Linked DNA regions of Mus musculus: region 1 is linked to region 2. The links are chromatin loops, found by intact Hi-C in ENCODE. Cell type or tissue: left cerebral cortex. All regions are shown on one strand. Links, peaks and the distances in the headings refer to the core of each region. The heading gives the core; the rest is flanking DNA. Region 1 overlaps Rasa3 (RAS p21 protein activator 3). Region 2 holds the start of 1700029H14Rik (RIKEN cDNA 1700029H14 gene).

Evidence for each region. Hi-C counts contacts between places; a loop is a spot of excess contacts. Peaks named below come from ENCODE experiments on the same cell type or tissue, not always from the same donor. Only the 100,000 strongest peaks of a DNase experiment are listed, where the experiment ranks them.
Region 1: it touches region 2 in a loop (2.1-fold over the local background); 7 of 42 quality-filtered maps call a loop at or near these places.

The regions. Positions count from the first base shown.
Region 1 is chr8:13,600,696-13,609,198 of GRCm38, reverse strand. Rasa3 (RAS p21 protein activator 3) reads left to right here. Exons shown (of 24, transcript NM_009025.2): 4 at 3,243-3,337. Among named protein-coding and RNA genes, the nearest start is that of Gm34795, 21 kb to the right of the region's middle. In left cerebral cortex, for the core only: a CTCF peak has its summit at 6,396 (motif pointing left); DNase peaks (open chromatin) are centred at 2,902, 3,517, 6,425, 6,666 and 1 more place; H3K27ac peaks cover 657 bases.
Region 2 is chr8:13,555,600-13,564,074 of GRCm38, reverse strand. 1700029H14Rik (RIKEN cDNA 1700029H14 gene) reads left to right here and starts at 1,614. Exons shown (of 9, transcript NM_025601.3): 1 at 1,614-1,916; 2 at 3,942-3,993; 3 at 5,154-5,316; 4 at 5,403-5,450; 5 at 6,373-6,423; 6 at 8,086-8,150. The coding sequence starts at 1,727. In left cerebral cortex, for the core only: CTCF peaks have their summits at 1,822 (motif pointing right) and 4,494; a DNase peak (open chromatin) is centred at 6,370.

The sequences.
Region 1 (8,503 bases), core at 176-8,175, 45 kb before region 2:
CTACTCTTGGGTTTGCGGTACCTTCTTAGACATGAGAGTCCTTCTTAGATCTGGTGTTTGAAGTGTTCGGTTTCCCTCTGAGGTCTTGGGGTGGGGTTTTTCTCTCAGGATGTAGCGCTGCTGGCTTGGGTCCTTGGGTGCTCTCTGAGGTATTATAGATACTGTCAGGACCTCAGACACTCTGTGAGGCATCTGTCAGCCCTCGCTACACCCACTGGCTGACCTGATGGCCTCTTGCTTTCAGGCCCTGAGAAATGGGGACCTCTAGGTGACAGGTTTCTCTTATCAAGGAGGAAAGGGCCTGAAGACCCGGATATGTGTGTTCTAGGAGTCCAAACTGAGTCACTTTCAGTAGAAGCTTCTAAAGAAGAGGGTAATAGACTCTGTTTGAGGAGGCAAGACCCCAAGTGTCTCACAGGAGCACAGGGGCACTGGCCAGGCCTAGCAGACGATGCATGAATGGATGAATGGTAGCCTCTCCTCCTGGGGTCCAGCATTTCCCTCCTAGGGTCCAGCATCTCCCTCCTGGGGTCCAGCATCTCCCTCCTGGGGCCCAGCATCTCCCTCCTGGGGCCCAGCATCTCCCTCCTGGGGCCCAGCATTTCCCTCCTAGGGTCCAGCATCTCCCTCCTGGGGTCCAGCATCTCCCTCCTGGGGTCCAGCATCTCCCTCCTGGGGTCCAGCATCTCCCTCCTGGGGTCCAGCATCTCCCTCCTGGGGCCCAGCATTTCCCTCCTGGCATCCAGCTTCCACATGGGGGGAGAGGGCTTTAACAGCTTCTTCTTGTTCTCCCAGCTGTGAAATGGACTAGTTCTCCCCATGGGTTTGCACATCTGCATGACGTCACCTTCTCTTCTGTGTTGTCAGACAGAAGCATCAGGCTCCTTGACCCCTCCCAGCCACAGAACTCACACCAGCTTCTTGACACAGAAGTCCTCACTTCGAGCATTTTGTTAAAAGGTCCCAGATGAACCAGAGCACCTGGCGCCCACACTGCTGACCCAGGCACTGGGGAGGAAGTGTGGCAGTTTAGGGAGGACGGTGAGCTCAGATCATGATACACACGAGCCTTGTGACCCGAGCTTCAGAAAGCGCAGATCCAACTAAGGCTCCTCCCCATCTCCAAGATAGAGCAACTCATGCATGCGCCGATGTTTCCTCTCACTGTGGACTTTCCCAGTGGAGCTACTTTGTGAGACATACTTATGTCGTCATTCGAGGAAAACAGTTATAGAACTGTGTGGTGCAGCTAGAATTCCACGTGTAATCTTCCTCACTGTCTGAGGGAGATGCTGACCCCAGGAGGGAGATGCTGACTCCAGGAGGGAGATGCTGACCCCAGGAGGGAGATGCTGACCCCAGGAGGGAGATGCTGACCCCAGGAGGGAGATGCTGACCCCAGGAGGGAGATGCTGACCCCAGGAGGGAGATGCTGACCCCAGGAGGGAGATGCTGGACCCCAGGAGGGAGATGCTGGGCCCCAGGAGGGAGATGCTGGGCCCCAGGAGGGAGATGCTGGGTCCCAGGAGGGAGATGCTGACCCCAGGAGGGAGATGCTGACCCCAGGAGGGAGATGCTGACCCCAGGAGGGAGATGCTGGACCCCAGGAGGGAGATGCTGGACACCAGGAGGGAGATGCTGGGTCCCAGGAGGGAGATGCTGGGCCCCAGGAGGGAGATGCTGGACCCCAGGAGGGAGATGCTGGACACCAGGAGGGAGATGCTGGGTCCCAGGAGGGAGATGCTGGGCCCCAGGAGGGAGATGCTGGACCCCAGGAGGGAGATGCTGGACACCAGGAGGGAGATGCTGGGCCCCAGGAGGGAGATGCTGACCCCAGGAGGGAGATGCTGGGCCCCAGGAGGGAGATGCTGACCCCAGGAGGGAGATGCTGACCCCAGGAGGGAGATGCTGGATCCTAGGAGGGAGATGCTAGGCCCCAGGAGGGAGATGCTGGACCCTAGGAGGGAGATGCTAGGCGCCAGGAGGGAGATGCTGGACCCCAGGAGGGAGATGCTGGGTCCCAGGAGGGAGATGCTGGACCCCAGGAGGGAGATGCTGGGCCCCAGGAGGGAGATGCTGGACCCCAGGAGGGAGATGCTGGACCCCAGGAGGGAGATGCTGGACCCCAGGAGGGAGATGCTAGGCGCCAGGAGGGAGATGCTGGACCCCAGGAGGGAGATGCTGGACCCCAGGAGATACTGGACCTTAGAAGGGAGATGCCGCTTTGATGTTTCTTCCTTCTGAATGTTTTGAGTCTTGTAAAAGTTGAGTGAAGGACTTCAAAAACAAATGCTAGTAGCGATGTCTAAGGAATGGGAGTCAGGATGAGTATTCTGCAAAGGCCAGCACCCCCTATGCCGGCGTCAGCCCCGGAAGCACAGGGTAGCAAGGACATAGATAGGTCTCCCAGCCTCGAGCTTCAGAGGTTAGCCTGCTGTCCAGAGAGAGCCGAGCCCAGAGCCGCAGGATTTTGTTATCCTTCTCCACAGACATAAGCTCGATCTTATGAAACTTTTGTTTCATGTGGGATAATTCACTAGAGACAAAAAAAAAAAAAAAAAAAAAAAACCACCTCCCACTGTGGGACAAAGGTCTGTTTTGCAAGAGCCACACAGTAGCTGTCTTCAGCGGTCAGAGGCCTCAGGACCCTATAGTGGAAAAATCAAAGGAACACCCACCAGGTGGGGGAGGGAAAGAGGGCCCCTGTGGCAGCCACTGTCCTTCAGGCACATGTGCATGGCCACTTGCCACGCGTACATATGCCACATGACATATAAGTGAAAGATTGCACATTTGCGTCCCATTCAGTAGCTTTTATTAGAAGGCACACATTCCTACCACATTATCATAAACCTATGTAGTGTTTTGCTCCCATCTACATTTTGTGGAAAGGGTGGCAGCAGAGGTGGTAGACAGCCAGACCTGCTGTGTGGGAGCCTGACAGGCCAGTAATGGCTGAAAATAGACTGGCCCCTTTCTCTTATAGTCAGCCTGCTGCAGCAACTTAAGTACAGGCGAGGTGGAAGAGTGCTTATCTGTAAAAACTGGTTCTTCTGCCGTATAGCTTGCAGGAAGTGCTGTTATGTGAACAGGCAAGTCTGCAGCCTTGACCAAAGCCAGTGTGAAGTGCGCTCTGCAGCTTGGAGGCTCCGAGTCTAACCTTACTAAGGAGTGGGGCTCCAGCCCCCTTGACCTCTTGTGGGTTTCCCCTCCATGACCTTTGCTCTCTTCCTGTGTTCCAGGCAAGGTGGCCATCCAGAAGGAAGACTTGCAGAGGTACCACAACAGGGACACATGGTTCCAGCTGCAGCACGTGGACGCAGACTCAGAGGTGCAGGTGAGATTTGCACGTGGGTTGGGTTGGGGTAAGATAAGCTCAGGCTGTGGGCCTGAGATGGAGAGGAGCCAGCAGGCTGCGTCTTCACCTCTGTGGCTGAGCTCTGCAGCCCTGTTCCTCGGTCATGTTTGTTGCTCTGGCTGCTGGTGTGCGTTGTCAGGCAGATGGAAGCAACTTTAAAATACAGAAGGTGGGGGAAAGAAGCGGCAAAGAGCAAATCGTAAACTTGGGTAGCATGCTCAGTGCTGCTATTCCTGGAGAGAGTAGCTGAGCCACAGAACTGCCAACCACCCCATGGCGTGCCTGCATAGTGTGTCCTCTGGGACGGAGCACCCGGCTTACGGAAATAGAGAGATCATGCGCACTTAGGTAGGTAGGCCTGGCATGGCTGTCCCTTGATGAGCAGCATAAAACCTCCTAACCTGGCTTTTCTAACTGTCTTAGTTAGGTTTTTACTGCTGTAAACAGACACCATAACCAAGGCTAGTCTTATAAAGGACAACATTTGATTGGGGCTGGCTTAAAGGTTCAGAGGTTCAGTCCATTATCATGGGGAGGGGGAGTGCAGGGGAGCAGGGCAGCATCCAGGCAGGCACAGTGCAGGAGGAGCTGAGAGTTCTACATCTTCATCTGAAGGCTGCTAGTGGAAGACAGACTTCCAGGCAGCTAGGATGAGGGTCTTAAGCCCACACCCACAGTGACACACCCACCTCAACAAGGCCACACCTCTAATAGTGCCACTTCCTGGACCAAGCATATATAAACCATCACACTGACCTTAGCATGGCCACTCTTAAAATTGCCTGTAAGAGGGGATGGCAGGTGTCACATGCCCAGGGTGCAAACCTGTTTATGACTGTGGCCCTTGTCATGAGCCCTGGTTTTAGATAAAGGACAGCTGCAATGACCTTTCACTTTGCCTGCTATGTCCATGTTATGGCTGGGAGCTGGGTCACAGAATTCAGCTCCCCTGTTCAGGAGTAACATGGGTAGTTGGTCAGCCTCTGCAAGCCTCATCTGTATAAAGTAGAGGTTTTGTAGGCCATGGAGACTTACATGTAGCCTAGCAGTGCTAGGTGCATTGTGGGATATGGAGGTTTATGCTGGTTTTATCCTGAGTAGATAGAGTCTGGGGAAAGTCCATGAAACAGACATACTGTAAAGAGCCGGGTTGTAGGAAAGAACTCAGCAGAAAGAATTTACTAACAGTTAACGGGGGAAGCTCTGAGCTGTGCATCCTTGTGTCCTAGGACTCCAAGACTACAGACGAGGCTAGTCTGCCTGCCCCACATCCTCAAGGTTCTCTTCCTCAGTCTGGCTTTTCTAAGCACAGGGCAAGGGTGTCAAGGCCAAAGGTCATCCACCCGTAGAGTTGGCAGTGAGATCAGCACAAGAGAAAGTGAGGCACTGAGTAGAATCTCATGGCCACGGTGCAAATGAGCATGCAGAAATTTCACTCACGGAGGGACACATGTAATTTCCAATTCATTGACCCAGCCTCCCAAGGGCCCACTTGTGCCGTGGGAGCTAAGTAATGCAGCGATCACCTACGGAAGCAATCATGGTTCTCCGGCAGGAAAGGAGAGCCTTTTCTGAAGGCAACAGTCCCCCTTCCCTCCCTGGCTCAGGAAGCTTCTCCATTGCCAGGAGTTTCAGCCTTATTCCTCCTTAGATTCCCAAGGCCAAGGTCAGCTCAGCACCTGCACAGAGCTGCAAGATCCCTTCCAGGCGTAGTCTTCCTCGAGTTAGAGTTCATTAACAAGTCTTTGCTGTTTATTAGGCATTGAATTTTTAAATGGCTGCAGGTTCACAGGACGCTGCAAACAGAAGTCCACAGGAATATTGCCAGGAAGTTTGGATGTTATCTTTTTCCCCGTCTAAAGCCCCCCTAGCCTGGCCTTTCTAACTGTCTTAGTTAGGTTTTCACTGATGTGAACAGACACCATGACCAAGGCAAGTCTTATAAAGGACAACATTTGATTGGGGCTGGCTTACCGGTTCAGAGGGATAACATTTGTGAGCACCCAGGCGTGGCTGGTACAGGTCACATGACTGTGTACTTATTCTGTCTGATCTCACCAGTGTACGCACAAGCACGCATGCACACGCAAGCACACACATACATGTACATATACATACACACACATGCACACACAGGTACACAAGCATCTGTATGCGCATGTGCACACACATGCACAAGAATACACACACACATGCATGTACACATACATGCACGCACACACATGCATACACACATGCACACACACATGCACACGCATGCAGTTCATGCACACACTGTTCAGGGATTTTAGTGTCTCATAAACCTTGCCACTCTAACCATTGCTAAGTACAGCTCAGTGCCATCGTGGGCATTCCTGTGTTCTTTGCCATTACCCTTCTCCAGATCTCTTTCAACCCATTAAACCCAGGTTCCCAGGCTCAGAATCTACCACTCCACTGGGCCAGGAGTGAGGGCGTGGGTGGGTGGGTAGGCAGCGACTTTGCTTAGAACTCAGGTGAGTTCATCTCTTGGGACGGTCTCGTTAGACGAGTGTTACATCACAGGTCCATGAATGTTGTACTGTGTCAGGATCCCTGCCTTCCTTAGGCTGGGGGCCTGAACCACATTTTACATACCTGTTAACCATGTGAGTTATTGATACTGCTGGGCTAGTAGATGTCTTTGCAACTTTAGCCCTTGTACACATTTGTATCACAGCTACTACAATCAAGATTCAGAACCATTTTATCACCACAAAGCTATCGGTATAGATGCATATGTCAATCTCATGTCTGGAGGGGGATTTCTTCTCAATGCTGGAAGGTGACTAAGGCATCATTGGGGCAGCTCAATTTTTCCTTGAAGCTTGGCGTGTATGTCAGTGAAAATAGATCTTGACCTCAGCCCTCTAGTCGTCTGAGACCTAGGATCCTGAAAGGCAATTGAAAAGGCTGGAGAAATGGAGCAATAATTAAAGAAAGCCCAGCATCCCCTTGGTAGTCCTCAGCCAACTATAACTCCAGTTCCAGGAGATTTAACGCCCTCTTCTGGCTACCGCAGGCACTGCATGCACGTGACACACAGTAGTGCATGCAGGCAGAATCCCCACATACGTAAAAAGAAATAAATCTCAAAAAAAAATAATTAAAAAAAAATAAGTCTTCGCTGCTGTTGCTGGGCTGAGGGATAAGTAGGTCTCTGTAGGACTCGGTCCCTCTCTGGTGAGTGTGACACTAGAACTTCATTCACAGTGGCCGAGATAGGGAGGCGGCACCTCCCCTTAGCCTGACCTTTAAATGGTAACCGCCATCTTTGCTCCGCAGCTGTGGCTTGTTTTGAAAATGTCACATTTACAGTTTCTAGAAGGGCAGAGAGAGTGGCATTTGGGTTCTTGGATCCACCTGTTTTGTAATTTGTGGGAAGGAATCACACATTACAGCAGAGGGAACGGGGCCCACAAGAGAAACCATGTGTCACTAGAAGTGGAGAAAAAGACAGCTAAATGTCTTGCTTCCTTCTGGAACCAACGCTGTTCAGAGGTCTTTGATGAGCCGCTTTATTATATAGAACCAGCCACTTCTGCTGCTCCCTTCACAGAGACTCGTCAGCTACGGGGATGGCCCTGTCAGGAAGGCAGGGGCTGCAGCTGGCGTGGCGCCCCACAGCCTCCAGCATCCTCTGGTTCTGAATGGTATGGAGAAGGATGGCACTGGCCCCTCCCCTACTGCAACACCCCATATCTGTGTTTCTGAACTGGTTATGGACATGTAATGTATTCAGGACATATGGTATGTCACCCTAGATCTGCCATTCATACAGGCAAATACCATCTTGGTCAGAGAAGGGGTGGGCATGCCACCTCTCCCAGAGTGTTTGGGAGTGTGTCTTTAGTGTCAGATCATATAAAAGGTTGCCAGTGGTTGCCCATGGTCAAGGGCCACTTTTTTCTCTGGGGTTTTTGAAAGCATGGGAGCTGAGAAAAGTGTTGACTTCCTTCCCTGGCCCAGTCCTGCCTCTGGGTTTGTTTGCTTTTGTTTGTTTGTTTGTTTGTTTGTTTTGTGCGTGCCTCATCCGGTCTTGGCTACACAAATCTCACCTAGAGCCATCTCCACATTTCTCCCTGCCTTGGCCTAGTGACCACTCAGGCTGGTAGGGATGGTTTAGAGGGGAGTGTCCCTTAAGGAGCCACCCTCTCATGATGACCTGGCCAGGAGTCCTCTCAGTTTCATGAGGCAGCAATACATTCGAAATTTTGTTACCAGTTAAGTTTTTGGGGACACTAAGCAGAGATCTGAGCTGTGTCCATCTTCCTGGAGCCTTGACAGCCCCCTTCATAACAGCGTTGGCAGTCATTGTTTCCCAAAGTACACACCCTCGGTGTTAAGTGGGCCACAACCCGCTTGCTGCACAGGCGGCGTTCCTTTGCATGCTCAGGTTGGACACACCCTCACTGAGGTCTTGGGAAGTTGCGTCTTTCTCTTTTTGTTTGGGTAACCTGACTACAGGTCTATCGCTTCAACGATCTCTTCAGCGGATCTGTTTGGGGTTTTGATTTCCTCTCACTTCCTGCTTTTCAGATTTTGCTGTTTTTGGTGTGTGTGTGTGTGTGTGTGTGTGTGTGTGTGTGTTTGGTTATTTCTGCTTTCGGAGGATAACTCTGTCCTAATTTACTGATTCCGGGTCTTTCTCCTTCCCAGAACATGCATCCCACGAATCCTGCTAAGCTGTACTTTCATTTTCATTTATTTAAAAATACTTTTAAATTTGCCTTAAGACTTCTCTAACCAGAGTGATATTTGGAAGTCGTAATCTTCGTGTATTTGGAGGGTTTCTTTTGGTTACCAGTTTCTAGTCCGTCCCGTGAGTGCTGAGAGTGGACTCTGGTTTTCCCCCCATGTATCTGATGAATGATGCTGAAGGTACTTCCCTTGTCCCCAGCGAACTCAGTAGGGTAGTCCCTGCTGTGTGACAAGGTCTAGGAACTCCGATTAGCTCCTCTCAGGACCTCATACAGTGGAACCGGGCCACCTGTCACCGCCTCTGTTCTCGGACATTCTTGATATTCATCTCAAGGCTGGAGGGAAGACTTGTGGCACTTCCTTTCCAGGCCATGAAATAATGTTTCTCTCTCGGATCAGAGTGAATTCGGAGCCACCTGTCTGTCC
Region 2 (8,475 bases), core at 476-8,475:
GCGCATAACTAGAATCGAGTTTAAGAAACTATAGTTATTAATATGACACAGCCAGTCCCCCCCCCAATAACCGAGGCAGAGTCCTATGGATTATTTCATTCTGTCTTGTACAATTATTGGGGAATTACCCCTAATCTATATTTCTATAGATTATTATACTTAATTTCCCAGCTGCACTCCCCCAATACTTGCGGTTTGACTCTTCTCCAGTCGTATCTGATCTTTATTGATCTTTAACAATTTGGAAGGACTCCATAGCTTTTCTTTTCCTATGGAACAAATGTAAAATCTCCCAACATAACATACCTTCTTTTTTCTGCATGGAGTTATTTTTATTTTTATCTGCTAATCTAATGCAGCAATCCTTTCTAACTTCACGTGGCTGCCTGTATTGTTCTCAGCTGCTCTCCTCCAAAGCAAAAATTGGCTGTTCGAATCCCACCTCAGTTACTTCTGGTCCAGAAGTCTGACCTGGGGTTGGGGGTGGGGTGGGGGTGCGTTTCATTTGGGCACCTGATCCTGCTCCATCACATGTAATGGGAGTCTCCGGTTCCCTCTTCATCCACCCTCTTTCTCCTCCTCGTGGTCCCCACCTGCAACCCCCAGCCCAGTGTCTGAAACCGCATCTTTCATATTCTCCCCAGTAACTGGCTATAGCCACCTTTATTTAGCCAGTGGTTTTAAATTGGGGAGCAAGGTTTTCATAGCATCACTGGTATACATAAGGATCTGCTCACTGGGCACAACCAGGTCTTGGGAGCCAGTATTTAGCATTTGAATACACAGCAGCACCAGACCAATCCCTAACACGTATCCACATAACACATATCCACACGCAGACATACACATACTCATAATTTAAAAGAAAAAAATTTGTCCAACGGTTAGTAGGTTGGAACACTGAGTTTGTGTTCGTTTGAATGTGCTCTGAGGCAGTGGTCACTTGTATTTAGCTGTAAAGCAAATGTCTATCCCCTCAGGGGAGAGTTGTATGCTATGTTGGCACCAGGGGGGAGCCCCAATCCACTGTGTTTGCTGTCATAGAGGAGCTGAAGAAACAGATTGGGGGGATAGTCCATGAAGATGACATCTGTAGACCCTGGGAGAGGCTGCAGGGGAGACATCCCTGCCCCTCCTTGATTTCTAGCCTTCAGCTGGGAGACATGTTCCCAACTGAGGTCGAGGTCCTGTGTGGGCAGGTTTCTCTGTCTGTGTAAGTCATCAAAATGTCTCCCACCAAGCCCTGCTCTCAGTGGTAAGTTTTGACCCACGGGCCTGAATGTAAACCAGATCACACTGCCCCAGGGCCATTTATTTTCCTGACTCTGCTTCCTGCCATCCTCACGCCCATAGAAACAGGAAGATTCTCAAATGGGAGAGAGCACTGGCTTCAGGAGCACACATTTGTGAGACACTGCCATCTAGAAGCCCCTCGCTGTTAAAGAATACCGAAGTACAGGAAAGTGGCAGATAGCAAACTGCCAAACTCAAAAAAAAAAAAAAAAAAAAAAAAAAAAACCAAACCAAAAAACCTAGAGCCAGCATGACCTCTGGGACAGCCCTCAACAACCATCCAGCTCTATCTTGTGATGTCACAGCAGCGTCATAGCAACAGTGAGTGAGATCGCGCTGGACCACTTTGCTGGCAGAGAGGCAGGGAGAGGCTGGCAGAGATGCCTTTGGTCTGAGGCTGTGCTGGTGACGCCCTCCTTCCCTCTGGGTCAGGATGGAGAAGGACCCCGCCGCGCACAGGAAGCACCGGCCTGGGCCTGGCGCCCTGCCCTCAGGAATAACCCCTGCATACCTCAAGGCCGCCAGTGACGGGGCGGAACTCCAGAGGAGCAGGAGTGTGGGTGGCTTGCACCAGAAGGGGGATCCACCAGTCTGCATCAGGAAGCTGCTACGCAAGGAGCTAGGTAAGGGGTGGCTCCCTCCTGGAGGACTGGGAGGGCAGGCAGACCTGGCCCAGCCTTAAGAAAGTACAGTTTGTGGACATCTGGACATGGGCAGTAGGTGTATCATGCAAGACACATTGCCATTAGGAGAAGGTAGCTGGTTTCCAACTCCAGAACTGCACCAAGCAATGGAAACCCTGCCTTTCTTTTGACCGCTCTTTGCTTGGGGCTTTTCTTAATAAGAAAGATCAGGGCTGGAAGAGTCTCCTAATAGTTAGCGTCTTCTGGAACACAGTCACATGTGTACATGTTTCTGGGAGTGTGGGGAGCTTCCAGTCCTTTTATCTTACATATGGGTGTTTTGCCTGCACGTGTGTATGTACACTATGGACATGCAGTGCTGCAGAGACCAAAAGAGGGCCTTGGATCCCCTGGCATTGGAATTAGACTTGAGTCCCATGTGCGTTTTGGAAATCAAAATTGAGACCTTTGGAATTACATTGAGCACCGTTTCTCCAACCCTCCCCGTCCATTTTTAAATCTTCTGAAAATAAGTCACCAGCAGACCTCCTATCAGGCACCTTCATTATTTGACCCTCTAGACTGTTATCTGAGGCTGGGATTGAACTGAAACCTACCCTTTTTTCTCCCTGGGGCATGTGAGAACTGCCAAGGTCTGAATTACAGTGCAGAGCTGTGTAACATCCCTCAGCCCTGGCCAGAAGGCCTCAGCCTTCTGCTTCTCACTGTTGGGACATCCACAGATGTCAACAACTCTGAGTACAGCACTTCAGACAATGCAGAGACAAGCACGGGATCTCCTGAGAAAGGGACACAGGGTACAGACCAAGGCCAGGTGTGCTAAGTACAAGAAGGGACAGGCTCCTTTCTGGAAAGGAGGCAGGTGGCTAAGCAGCCGGCATCTCTATGAGAGAAGGCATGGGAGATTGGGGTGAGGTTTGAAATGGATGGAAAGACTAAGAGGATCAACTGGTGAGGAAGTTTGTCCTGTACTTCCCTCAACTAGCCTGCAAGTTAACCCCCAGGAAAGGGCCAGCCAGCTCTGTAAGGGAGCCCTCCAACTCACGCTCTGGGCTTGATCTATAAGAACTCTTCTCTAGCACTTTGGAATTTCTGTCTGAGTCACAAAGCCACTGTGGGGAACAGGTAATTCCAGCTGAGGTCTGGCCCAGACGGCAACTCTGGGGGAGAGCCCAGAATATAGCCTCAAAGACGTTATCTGTGCACAACTCTTCCCATTGAACACTATGCTGAACTGCCAGGTCCCTGGAAGTTTGGGGGAGGAAGTTACATGCAGAAGGAGTACGCCAAGTTGGAAGAGCTCACAGCCAACTAGCGCCCTCCCTGCCCCCACCCCCCAAAACCAGGATCACCTGGCACAGCTCCCTACAGTTATTGCTCTGAAGCTAGGGAATTCATGTCAGCTTGTTAGGGTCCCCTCAGCCTTGAGCACATTCAAGGTACCTCCTGCCTGATAGGATAGAGGATAATCAAGATCACCCCAATGATGGGCCTCAGCGCTGTGAGGCATGGGGGTCAGGATGTTCCTGAACAAGTCATCCCATTTCCAGCCAGTGGCCATCTTGGGAAGGTCCCTTCTTATCTCCTGTTCTGCCTCTTCAATAATCCACACTGAGATAAGGACATTTGCAGGCCTGTGAGTGTGTCCCAGGAGGCCAGGGATGCCTGGGCTGGGTCACAAACATATACTAAGAAAGCAATGGAGGTTGTGCTTTTACAACAATGCATGAAGTGGGCTCAGAGTGCAAGCTCGGTCATGGAAGGTGTTGGGGCAGAAGGAATAGACGTATCCTTGGAGCATGGCCAAAGGAGCCAACAAAGATGAGAAAGGGAAGTCTTGCTAGCTATGGCTGTTAGTCTCAGGCTGGCCTTGAGCCTGCCCCGAGGAGAACCAGGCAGGACAGTGAGCCTGTGAGATAGCAAACTGTGGGAAGTCCTAGATGCAGGAGCCGTCGTATCATGTTTAGAATACTCACATATTAACCAACTGCCCTTGCTCCTCAGACTCTGAGGACCAAGGCAAAGACCCAAGAAGTGACACGGATGACGGCACCTAGTAAGTGGAAGCGGCCTTCTTCTGAAATGTGACAATTGGGGTGTGGGGAGTGGGCTTGGAGCCCTCCACTGGGGGTTAGGACTTAGGTGGGGGTGGAGGGACCCAAAGGAAACTGAATCCTTTGAATAAAGGGATGGTTGGTAGGGTTGAGAAGCCTCTTTATCCAAGAGACTTGTCATAAAAGCAGAAGCCACCGTAGTGTGTCTCTAAACCGCAGATAGCATTCTTCACTTCCTAGGCAGCCCTTCTGGCTGGTCCTTGTCTGCCATCGAGCTGACTTGGTGGTAGTATCTCAACAAATATCTCCATGTGCCTCTCCCAGAAAGGAATCTGCACCCTGTCTCATGTCAGCTGGGCCCATCGAGATCTCCTTGCTGAGCAGGGAGGGTGCATAACCAGCCTCGGTATTGGTCAGCTAGAACAAGATGTCTGGCCACCTAACACAGGGGCCATCCCTCAATACTTCCCACCATCTGCCCTCTAGAGGGCTTAAAAATCATGGAACCCAAGGGCTTTCCTCAGTTCTCAAAGTCCATTCACTGTGGACCAGGAACAGGCCAGACCACTTGTTTATAAATGACTTCCCATGATCCAGTACCAGTGAAAGGTACTAGACTAGGAAATCTTGAGGTAGAAGGATGTTGGCGACTAAGAAGCCACTGAAGGTGTCATTGGTTGCTGGAACTGGGTACCAACATGTCACATAGGCCTACGGCATCCCTCTAGACTCAGATAAAGGACAGGGACTTTGGGTAATGTAACCCCAAATATGTCAAAGGCCAGCAGCTATCTTGAGTCTTCCCTTTGGGAACTGTAGCTGTGAGGAGGCAGCTGTGTTCCCCGTTCCTACTCCAGTCCCCCAAACCACACTCAACAAAACACACGGGGTTGGGAGCTACTAAGGTGGTCATGAGTGACAGGCATGGATCCATTCACTGGTGCCCTAACTAAAGTCTCTACCTGGAGGGAGTGGGGCTGGTGTCTCCAGACAAGATGAATCGTTAGAGGGAATAGGAGGGTCTTTCTTTTTGCCTCCAAAGGGCCCATGGGTATACCCCACTCCTAGCATTAGGGGAGGAGCCAGGAAGACAGCAAGTGACTCCTGTCCTGACACTTATTCTACACTGCTTCTTTGACGCCCCTATCACACTTACCTCCAGTCGGGTGAGCCTAGAGGACGACAGGAAGAAAGGGAGCCAGGATGAGGTGGAAAAAATGGACCTCAAGTGTGCAAAAATGGACCCAGAGAAGAGTGACTCAGAGGCCAGTGCCACAGGGGAGCAGGACGATGCCTGCAAAGGACGATGTATCTCTGCGGCTGAGGTCAGGCCTTGGTGGTCCACCCACTCTGTCTGCCATCCTGTGAGGTGTCCCTCTACTTAGCTATTGGTGTCTTCTTGGGTTTACAGGAGCAGCATTCTGAGTCCACGAAGCTGGATCACCTTCTAGAAAAGCAGGCAAGAGCTGCTTACTTTAGCTACAGGAGTTAAGATATTTAAGTCTATCTGTAGACAAATTCCAGTGGGCTATGAGCACACTGTAGGCTTAGCCCATAAAGCCATCTAAGCAGGTGCTGTGCTGTCCAACTGAGCTGGTAAGGGGTTGAGGGACCAAGCTCTGGACTGGATTTGCCTGATCCTGCAACATCCTGCCCTAGCTTGCCAAACAATGAAGTCACTAACGGTGTGGATTGAAAAGATTCCACCTTCCAGTTGAGCTTAGCCCACCCAGAGACCCAAACCCAGGTGTGGTGACTGAAGACACACCTGACCTTGGCCACTGAGGTGCATCTTCCATACATCATACTGAATCATAAATCTCGCAGTGACCTTCATGAAGGAAGGTAGCTTTCTCCTCTTTCCCAACCCGTGTCACATGGAAAGGTGGCAGTAGCACCCATTCTTCACCAGGACTTTACAAAAGATAGTCCTTGGTAAGATTCTGGGCCAGCCAAAGTGCCAAACAGAGAACAAGGTGGCATGTCCTGAGCTGTTGGATCATCCCATCTTGTGGAGTAGATCTCATGTCAGTGAATGTGGCTCTAGACAAGAGTATGGAGGTGACCCATGTGCTCCCAGTAGATCAGGGATGAGGAGAGGTCCCCAGGTCTCAGGTACCTTGTCACCTGAAGGCCCTAACAACCAAAGTCAAGAAGGAAGAAACCCCTTGGAATATCAGTAACTTGTTTCCAATAGGTAGCAATGAGGCAGAAGGGCATACTCCCCCCTCTTCTGCCCAGAGCTAACCCTCTGGACACTTTGCTGTCTGTTACCATGGGGCCTCTGTAATCACCAGAATCTAGTGGAACCACTCAGGCCCAGATGTCTACAAGGCTGCATTCTGTCAAGCTCACTCATAAATTATCACTTCCATCCTTAGAAACCATCTGTGTTTGTGGAGATCGACCTGGGAGACCATACTGAGGAGGAGGTACAGGCAAAACCCTTCAGCCCAGAAATCCAAACTACCCACTGGGAAAGTGTCTGCACTGTGGGCTGGGACATAACTGACACATGATGAAGCGGGAGGAGAGATCCAAGGCCAGGCATTCCAGGGACCCTCCATGGTGCTGGTGCTGAGGAACGGCCTTTGGGAATAGAATGAGAACACCTATGTTCTCTCTCTCTCTCTTTCTCTGTCTCTGTGTGTCTGTCTGTCTGTCTGTGTCTGCCTCTGTGTCTGTCCCTGTCTGTCTGTATGTCTCTGTCTCTCTGTCTCAATCTTTGTCTCTCTGTGTCTGTCTGTGTGTCTGTCTGTACGTGTCTGTCTCTGCCTCTGTCTTTGTGTGTGTGTCTGTTCCTGTCACTATCTGTCTCTGTCTCTATCTCTCTGTCTTTCTGTGTGTCTCCGTCTCTCTGACTCTCTCTGTATGTCTCTGTCTCCCTGTCTTTATCCCTCTCTGTCTCTCTGTATGTCTCTGTGTCTGTCTGTCTCTGTCTCTGTCTCTCTCTATCTCTGTCTCCCTCCCTTTAGCATCACCCTGTGCCCTTGAGTACCCAGAGCATCTGTAGGAATTGTGCTGTGGGGAGGAAATGGTGCACTTGGAGCTGGGAGAATAGGAAGTGTATGGCTTTGTCAGTGACTGCTCAAACCACTCAGACCCTCTTGTGCTCGATGCTCCATCACGGAATGCAAACCATAGTAACTGCAGCATCTTAGGGTTGTTTCCTAAAGCTCGCAAAACTGTGTTCCAAGGTCACAGTTTTGCGAGCTTGGAACTAAGTGTCACCGATATCATTACCATGATCACAACACTGCTGTCTCACCATCTCTCTACATCACCATCATCACCGCCATCACCACTGGTGGGGGCCACCATTAACATTAATATTATCACTACTGTAACGACGATTGCATTTTTATGTCTGTCACCATATTTTCATGCTCATTATCATTGTCACCATCAACACCACCACCACCATCACCAATATCTCTGTCCTTACTATCACTATCACCACCACCACATCATCATCACCATCACCATCATCACCAATATCACTGCCATTATTATTATCTATAATAATGTCTACATCACCATCATCACCACCATCATCCATAAAATGATGAGGTTTTCTCAGTGGCTTGCCAACATAGTTATTTGGTGTCTCTTCCTCTGCTTCTCTGCTGTAATGAGCAGAAGTCTTTTTGGGTGATTCCTGAGCATCTCTGTTGACAAGTTTGAAGGGTGCCTGAGGGTTGGTTATTTTCCAGTTTACACCTGCTATACCTTTAGGTTTTGAATCACACACACACCAAAAAAAAAAAAGAAAGAAAGAAAGAAAGAAAGAAAGAAAGAAAGAAAGAAAGAAAGAAAGAAAGAAACCCTGGCCATTAAATCTCTGAGGCTACTGCTCTATGAGGCCCTGAGTTCTAAGGACTCCGGAAAGGTCAACCAGCAGAAGAGCTAGACCAAGGGGCCAGCCAGGTTCCCCCATCCTACCCCAGGGGCCATGGAGTGTCACATAAGGAGCCAGGGTCCCTGATGGGCAAATTCCCACTCAACAGAGTATAGTTTGGCAGGACATTGAGGGTCCCAGGGCCTGGCCTCTGTCTCTTGGGTGGGCTCCCTAGGTTGTTGTGCTGCCTCCCCAGGTCATCACCTGTGCCATCAAAGAAGAGAAGAGGCTCCCCAACATAGGAGACTTGTCTGAAGATGAGTAAGTATTGTGGAGGGCCGGCCCTACTTGAATAAATGAATGAATGGGGGTGCTTATCCAGAGTGACATCCCCACCACCAACTCCTATGGTGGCAGCACCGTGCCTCCTGCCTTCCCTCCACCCCCCGAAACCATGCATAAGCCAAGTGATTCGGGGGGGGGGTCAGAGAGGCTAAAGAACAAGGAACAGCACAGTAATCTTTCTCAGAGCTGGGGGACACATTTACCAGGAGCCACATTTCACTCCACCACCAAACTACAACTCGTCATCCCATCCGCCAGCAAAGCAACCGAGAAGGAGAAGGGAAAGGTTGTGGCGTCAGGG